Regions from separate parts of the Homo sapiens genome. Here regions 2 and 3 are each linked to region 1. The links are chromatin loops, found by intact Hi-C in ENCODE. Cell type or tissue: dorsolateral prefrontal cortex. All regions are shown on one strand.

The links. A loop is a pair of places that touch in the nucleus more often than their neighbours do. Peaks named below come from ENCODE experiments on the same cell type or tissue, not always from the same donor. Only the 100,000 strongest peaks of a DNase experiment are listed, where the experiment ranks them.
Region 2: a loop joins it to region 1, with 5 times the contacts of the local background. A loop is called at or near these places in 58 of 110 quality-filtered maps.
Region 3: a loop joins it to region 1, with 2.8 times the contacts of the local background. A loop is called at or near these places in 6 of 110 quality-filtered maps.

Annotation. Positions count from the first base shown.
Region 1 is chr5:180,126,156-180,128,655 of GRCh38, forward strand. RASGEF1C (RasGEF domain family member 1C) reads right to left here. Exons shown (of 14, transcript NM_175062.4): 5 at 2,255-2,455; 6 at 1,454-1,528. Among named protein-coding and RNA genes, the nearest start is that of RNF130, 56 kb to the left of the region's middle. RefSeq lists silencers at 454-748, 975-1,024, 1,095-1,164. In dorsolateral prefrontal cortex, CTCF peaks have their summits at 1,062 (motif pointing right) and 1,268; a DNase peak (open chromatin) is centred at 1,056; H3K27ac peaks cover 972 bases.
Region 2 is chr5:180,208,185-180,210,684 of GRCh38, forward strand. It overlaps RASGEF1C (RasGEF domain family member 1C), which reads right to left and starts at 1,027. Exons shown (of 14, transcript NM_175062.4): 1 at 844-1,027. RefSeq lists a silencer at 943-1,162. In dorsolateral prefrontal cortex, a CTCF peak has its summit at 1,078 (motif pointing left); a DNase peak (open chromatin) is centred at 1,037; H3K4me3 peaks cover 1,105 bases.
Region 3 is chr5:180,176,545-180,179,044 of GRCh38, forward strand. All of the region lies in intron 1 of RASGEF1C (RasGEF domain family member 1C), which reads right to left. Among named protein-coding and RNA genes, the nearest start is that of RASGEF1C, 31 kb to the right of the region's middle. In dorsolateral prefrontal cortex, a CTCF peak has its summit at 1,059; a DNase peak (open chromatin) is centred at 997; H3K4me3 peaks cover 594 bases; H3K27ac peaks cover 1,364 bases.

The DNA.
Region 1 (2,500 bases):
CCAGCACTTTGGGAGGCCGAGGCGGGCAGATCACAAGGTCAGGAGATCGAGACCATCATGGCTTACACGGTGAAACCCTGTCTCTACTAAAAATACAAAAAATTAGCCGGGTGTTGTGGTGGGCGCCTGTAGTCCCAGCTATTGGGGAGGCTGAGGCAGGAGAACGGTGTGAACCCGGGAGGCGGAGCTTGCAGTGAGCGGAGACCGCGCCCCTGCACTCCAGCCTGGGCGACAGAGTGAGATCCGTCTCAAAAAAAGAAAAAAAATCTCCCTCCCGTTCCTGCCTCCCAGCACCACAGTTGTTCCGAATTCCCAGAGCAGTCAGCATTCCTAGAGAGTGCTGACGGACACAGGCAACATACATGGTTTTGTGTTACCCTCTTTTTTTGTTACCCAAATGGTCACACACTCTCGCCCCTGCTCTTCCCTCTACCGTTTTCTCTCAGTGCCTGGAGGGATAGGTCTTGGAGGTTGTTCTGTCCACCTTATTCCCTTTCACAGCTGCACACCATTCTAGTTATAGACGTTTCATAATTTGTAATCCAGTCCCCATGGGTGACAAGGCAATCTGCCCCCAGTGTTTGGCCATAATAAACATTGTCTATCCCAAATATCTTCGTCCGTGCATGTTCGTGTACATGGGTGTGTATCTGTGGGATAAATTCGTAGGTATGGAAAATTGGGGTCAAGAAAGTCCATTTAGAGCGTCGATGCTAGTGCCAGTCTCCCCTCCAAAGTGGCTGCGCCAGCTTCACCCCAGCAGCCACGTGGAGTGTGTCTTCCACAATGTGTCTAACCTACTAGGTGATTTTTGCTTATCTGAGAAGTGAAAAATGCAATCTCATAGTTTGTACTTTTATTAGGTGTGAGGGCAGAAGGCACAATGTTTGCAATTCTGGCTTGGATTTAGCCCGTGGGAGGCACCGGCACCCTGCTGGTTGGGCTCCCAGAAGGGCGGGATCGAAATCCGGGTGCGTGGGCTGTGTCCTGAGCACCGGGACCCAGGAGTTCCCTTACCCATCCCGGGCAGCGGGCAGCAACCCGCGCTTCCCCGCGTGGCCGCTGGAGGGCACCGGCGCCCACCGAAACGCACCGGGAAGGCGCACGGGGTCCCGGAGCGCGCCAGGGGGCCCTCCACCCTCCTCCCTGCCCAGGGTCCTGGCCCACCCGAGCAGCGCGGCCCACGGCCTGGTTCCTGGCCCACTCCTCCTCCCTCGCTGGGTGGGTGACCCCCACGTCCCGCACGTCCAGGCTTTCCGGGGACTCGGGACTCGGTTGTCGTGGTGCGCCCCCGAGCTGGAGGGGCGTGGCGGAGTGGGCAGGGCCCCCCGAGCCCACCTGTCCCACTCTGGGCCACTCCAGCGCTCGCCCAGAGAAGGCTCGCGGGCTCCCCGGAGAGCGGCCAGTCACTGGGTGAGGCTCACTTTTGGGACAGCCCGTAAGAGCCTCCTACCTTTGTGCTGGCCAGAGGGTCCTTGTTCACAAAGGCCTGGACAAACTCCTCAGGCCCGATGTGCCGCAGCCGCTCCTGCAGGGAAGGGTGAAGAGTGGGTAAAAGAGGGAAGGTATGGGGAGGGGGTGTCCACTGGGGGGCCTGCCGTGGTGCCCCAGCCCCTAGTCCTCCTCACAACAGTCACTCTGCAACTGCCCTCCCCACTGGGGCTTGGAGACCCTGTTTTAGGTTGTCACAGAGCTCAGCGCCTTCCCTGGAGGAGGCAGCCCCTCCTTTCCCGGTTCATGGGGGCAGGGAGCAATGCTATGAGGCGTGACGCCCAGGGAAGCCAGGCTCCACGCTGGGTAACTGAAGTGGCCTGCTTCCTCTGCGGGGTGGAGGGGCTGGTGGCTAGGAGCATGGCATCTGGGTCAGAATCAAACCCTGGCTCTGTCCCTTCTGCTGTGTGACTTTGGCAAGTCGCTTCACCTTTCTGGGCCTTAGTTTCCTCTGTGTACAGGGCCTGCCTGGCCAGGTGATGGAGACATGAGCGAGCGCACGGGAGCGCGCTGAAGAGTGCCTGGAGAGCAGGGAGGTCGCCATCAACCCTCAGTCTCAAAGGGAAGAACCCGCCCCAGCCTCCCTCTCCCTGGGGTGGGCCCTTGGCCTCTGCATCCACAAGGGGCCCAGTGCATGCTCGAGGCTAGGCCAGGGCCTCCTTCACAAGCTTGTGGGGCTGCTCTGGGAAGCCAGGGAGGGCACAGTGTATCTGTGTGTGTCCTGCTGAATCCCGGGTGAGGAAGGTGGTTTGGGCCGGCTTACCAGTTCCACGTGGGTCAGCTGCTGGGCCAGTGTGTAGGGGTCGCTGCAGACACCAAGGAGCTCCCTGTGGATGGAGGCTGGTGGCTTGGTCCTGTAGGAGATGGGCTTGTCGGCACCCACCAGACCTTCTGGCCCCTGGCGCAGAGCCGCCAGCTTCTGGTGCAGAGCCTGTAGGAGCTGATGCATCCTCTTCCGGTATGCCTGGTGGGTGGAAAGAAGGGCGCTCAGGACTGAACACTCATCTCT
Region 2 (2,500 bases), 82 kb after region 1:
CCTCAGTTACTCCACCTGCCTGGCAGGCAGAGCTTCCCAGGACTCTTCTCAGGCTCCCGGGGCTCAGAACTTCTGTCTCTCCCACAGCCCCAGGAGGCAGGAGATACGGGCCCGGAAGAGCTCCACCAGCACCCCAACTTCCCAGCTCTGTCTTTCCCACAGTTTCCCACGCCCACGCTGAGCATGGGGCGGCGTCGCCAGCACCCTTCCCCAAGTCCCCCCAAGCATCGCTTTCCCAATCTAAATACAATGAGTGGACCAGGTGGTCCCTTGATGCCGTCCGCTGTCACTGCGTGAGGGACACACCCAGGACTCCCAGCAGACCCCACTGTTCTCGCAGGCCCTCTGATAGTGGCGCTGGTCCTTTCCTCAAATCCGATCCCATCCTCAAGGGTGACAGCACCCTCTTCCCCCAGGCGCAAGGCCCTTTCCCTTCTGCACGTGCACCGGCAGGTCTGCTTTCCCGTCCCCATTTCATAGACGGGGAAACTGAGGTCCGGTGCGGGTGGAGGCTTTGGTCTAGGCTGGCTCTTCCTGCCACTCTAGCGGCTGAAAGAAGCTTGCTCCTCGCGCCCAGCAGGGGCTGGCGGCGCGCGGCAGAGCTGGGTCTCCCGCCAGGTGGCCGGGGGTGTGCCCTCAGGGTACCCTACCCGCTACCCCCGCGCCTCCAGTCCCGGCGGCCGCGCGGACCCCGCCCCTGCTGACCCCGGCGCACGCTCCCGCGCCGCGCGCAGCCTCCCGCCTCCCGCCGACCCCGCCGCGCCGCCGGCAGCCCTCCCCAGCCCCCGCGAGCCCGCGCCCTTGCCCGCACCGCCAGGTGTCCCTCGGCCGCGCACCACTCACCGGCTCCCGGCGCGCCGGAACTCCGGGCCCGGCCCATGGGCAGCTCCCGGTGCGAGCCTCGGCGCCGCGGACCGGGGCGCCGCCCGCCGCCGCCGCCGCCGCCGCCGCCGCCGCCGCCGCCGCCCGACCGCCCGGCTCCCAGCGCAGCCCGCACGAGCGCCTGGCGGCGGCCCCGGAGCAACGCGGCGCTGCGCCCCCTCGTGGCACTCAGGCAGCGCGGAGCGGGCGGGGCGCGGGGGTGGAGCTGCGGGAGCCCGCGGGCGGCGCTGCACACCAGGGCCCTCCGTGCCCCGGCCGCGGAGCCAAGCGTCCCGCCCTGCGTTCAGGCCTCCGCGGCGGCTGGCCCCCCGCGCCAGGACCACCCGCTCGGGCCGTCAGACGCTGCCCTCCCGCGCGCGGACCCTGGCGGACTCTGCGCCCCAGCTGCCCCAGCCTACACCTCACCTGGTGGGCCTCTGGCGCCCCAAAACCCAGTTCACCCTCTCTCCTCAAGACTGGGCCCGGCCCGGTTCTCTGGACTGGCCACCTAGGTTGTCTGTGTCCCCCAATGGGACATCCCTGGGTGGACACCCCCCCTCCCCAACCTTCTCGGCGCTCTCCCGTGGCCCCCAGGGAGGGTGGACACCACTTTGAAGACACCGGGGTTCTGGGAGGATGGCGATGCATGATTTCACTTTTAGAAAGGGAGAGGGGCTCTAACAGGATCCAGTGGCCTCCTTGAACTGGGTCTTCAGTGAAAAGTTCCCTGGTTGGTCCCAGCATAGAGGTCAGGACACCTGTCCTCCTGTGTCCGCAGTTTGTCCCTTCCGCTGGGTTCCTGGTCTGGCTGACTTCAAGAATGAGCCAGGGACCTTGGCAGTGAGTGTTACAGCTCTTAAAGGTGGTGCGACGGTGAAACCCTGTCTGTACTAAAAATACAAAAAAATTAGCCAGGTTTGGTGGTGGGCGCTTGTGGTCCCAGCTATTCGGGAGGCTGAGGCAGGAGAAGGGCGTGAACCCGGGGAGGTGGAGCTTGCAGTGAGCAGAGATTGCACCACTGCACTGTAGCCTGGGCGACAGAGCAAGACTCCATCTCAAAAAAAAAAAAAAAGAAAAGAAAAGAAAAAGGTGGTGCAGACCCAAAGAGTGCGTAGCAGCAAAATGTCTTGTGAAGAGCAAGAGAACAAAGCTTCCACAGCAGGGAAAAAGACCACAGCCGGTCGCCGCTGTTGCTGGCTGGCGAGGGGTGGGCGGGCAGCTTTTATTCCCTTATTTGTCCCCACCCATGTCCTGCTGATTGGTCCGTTTCACGGAGTGCTGATTGGTGCGTTTTTACAGAGTGCTGATTGGTGCATTTACAATCCTCTAGCTAGCCAGAAAAGTTCTCCAAGTCCCCACCCGACACGGAAGTTCCAGCTGCCTTCACCTCACTCTGCTTTAGTCAGGACCTGCCTGATGAGATGTGGCCCAAAACTCAACCCAACCAGCTTGAGCAAAAAGCTGGTTTGTGGATCATAAAAAGCCAAGGTTTACTGCTTAGAGGAATGGCTAGATCCAGGTACTTAACCTATGTGCATAGAAACTGGCCTCCCCTATCTCCCAGTCTTTCTGTGGCAGAATGGCCCTGGGTTGACACCTCAGAGAGGGCACAGCTGCCTGATAGTTGCAAGGACAGCCT
Region 3 (2,500 bases), 50 kb after region 1:
CAAGGCTAATACTTTTTTTTTTTTTTTTTTGAGATGGAGTCTTGCTCTGTCGCCCAGGCTGGAGTGCAGTGGCGCAATCTCGGCTCACTGCAAGCTCCGCCTCCCGGGTTCACGCCATTCTCCTGTGTCAGCCTCCCGAGTAGCTGGGACTATAGGCGTCTGCCACCATGCCCGGCTAATTTTTTGTATTTTTAGTAGAGATGGGGTTTCACCATGTTGGCCAGGATGGTCTCGATCTCCTGACTTCATGATCCGCCCGCCTCGGCCTCCCAAAGTGCTGGGATTACAGGCGTGAGCCACCGCGCCTGGTCCCGGGGCTAATACTTTTTTCCAGAAAGATTCAGCCACAGCAGAAGCTATGAAAGCATGACTGCTGCGTGGTGCCAGCCGTCAGGGTTGGGCAGTGGTCAGTCCTGCCCATGTCTCCCCCTGGCATAACCCAAGACAGGGCCCCTGGCCTGGCCTCCAACTCCCACCCAACCTTGGTCAACCTCCCAGAGGAGAGGGCTGCAGACGAGGGGTTTCCAAGGGACGGCAACTTTTGCCAGCATGGAGGAGGACCAGGGTGAGAGGTGAGACTCTCAGAGCCTGACGGAGGGGCTGGATGAGGGGCAGTGGGATGGGGGGCTGGCTGGGCTACTTCCAGAAACGTCCAGCCGAGTAGAGGATGCATTCAAACCATGTGCACATCAGCCCCTCAGCCCCGAAGCCAGGGGCTGCTTTCCCTTTCCGGCCCCACCTCCCCACCCAGTGAAGGGGCTGGCCTGCCCGGCTCACCCAGCAGCTTCCCCAAAGACACAGGCTGTTCATCGGCTCCATTTTTAACCTTCCTTAGTCCCAGCAGCCCCAGCAAAAGCTCTTCGGTGAGTGCCTGCGCAATCTGCCCGGCTGGGCCGCAGCAGTCCACGGGCAGGGCAGAGCCCCGGGCTTCCTTCCGGGACCCCTGCCAAGGCTCAGCCCTGCTGCAGCTGTCCAAGGCCATGGCCTCTGCGGCTTCTGCCTGGCCAGCATCTGTTCTTCCCTCTGAAAACAGAGCCCATTTGTCCTTCCTCTCCTGCCCGTGGTAGGAGGACATGGCCCTGGTGCCACTTGGGGAAGGAGTTGCGTTGGTCTGTGACAGTTGGGATGGCATGTGATCCAGGCCCAGCCACTCAGTGCCTTTCATCTCCCTGGCCTCTGGGATAAATCCATGGGCAGGCATGTCACCTGGGTGGGCCACCAGACTCAGTTCGTGGGACATTTATTTGAACTGTCTGAGCAGAGCCTCTCTCTCTGCTCAGGGCAAGGTAAGGACAGGAAGTAAGTATGGAGCTGGTGGGGGCTTTCTTGTGAAAGGGGCCCACATGGAGGAAACGGAGCCAAGACTCACAGAGACCGAGACCATGTCCCACATCCAGCCATGCCTGAAGCCCACCTTGGGCTTTTTTTTTTTTTCTTTTTGAGGTGGAGTCTCGCTCTGTTGCCCAGGCTGGAGTGCAGTGGCATGATCTCGGCTCACCGCAACTTTCGCCTCCCAGGTTCAAGTGATTCTCCTGCCTCAGCCTCCTGAGTAGCTGGGACTACAGGCGTGCACCACCAAGCCTGGCTAATTTTTTTTTTTTTTTTGTATTTTTAGTAGAGACAGGGTTTCACTGTGTTAGCCAGGATGGTCTCTATCTGGCCTCGTGATCTGCTTGCCTCAGCCTCCCAAAGTGCTGGGATTACACGTGTGAGCCACTGCACCCGGCTGGCTTTTTTTTTTTTTTTTTTTTTTTGAGACGAGTCTCACTCTGCCACCTAGGCTGGAGTACAGTGGCGTGATCTCAGCTCACTGCAGCCTTTGCCTCCTGGATTCAAGCAATTCTCCTGCCTCAGTCTCCCAAGTAACTGGGACTACAGGCATGTACTACCACTCCAGGCTAATTGTTGTATTTTTAGTAGAGACGGGGTTTCACCATGTTGGCCAGGCTGGTCTCGAACTCCTGACTTCAAGTGATCTGCCCGCCTCAGCCCCCCAAAGTGCTGGGATTACAGGTGTGAGCCACCGTGACTGGCTATCCCAGGGCTTTTTATTTACAGAAGCAAATGCGTTTTCTGAGTCCTTAAGTCTGAGGTGGGTTTCTCCACTTGAAATAGAAAGAACCTAACACCCCAGCTCTGAAGTGCACCATCACCAGCTGCTGCTGGCTTTCATCACCGGCTTTCCACGCAGCAGACCACGGCGCAGATGTGGGCGGGGTCCTTATTGGCCATGAGACCCCGGGGCGTCACTTTCCTCAGACAGCCTTATATGTAAAATGGGCCTAATGCACCCCCGGCTGATATGTGGAGGGGACAGCTGGTCTAAAATTCAACAGCAGAAGGGACTGGAGAATGTTCTTGGGGGGGGAGGGGCGCAGGTGCCAAGGAGCGGAGTGGGGAGGAAGCCAAGGACAGCAAGGTCTGAGGGCTGAAGCAGGATGAGGGAGGCCCCCGGCCATGGGGCCTGGGGCCGGGAGGAGGCGGGTTTATGACCATGGGA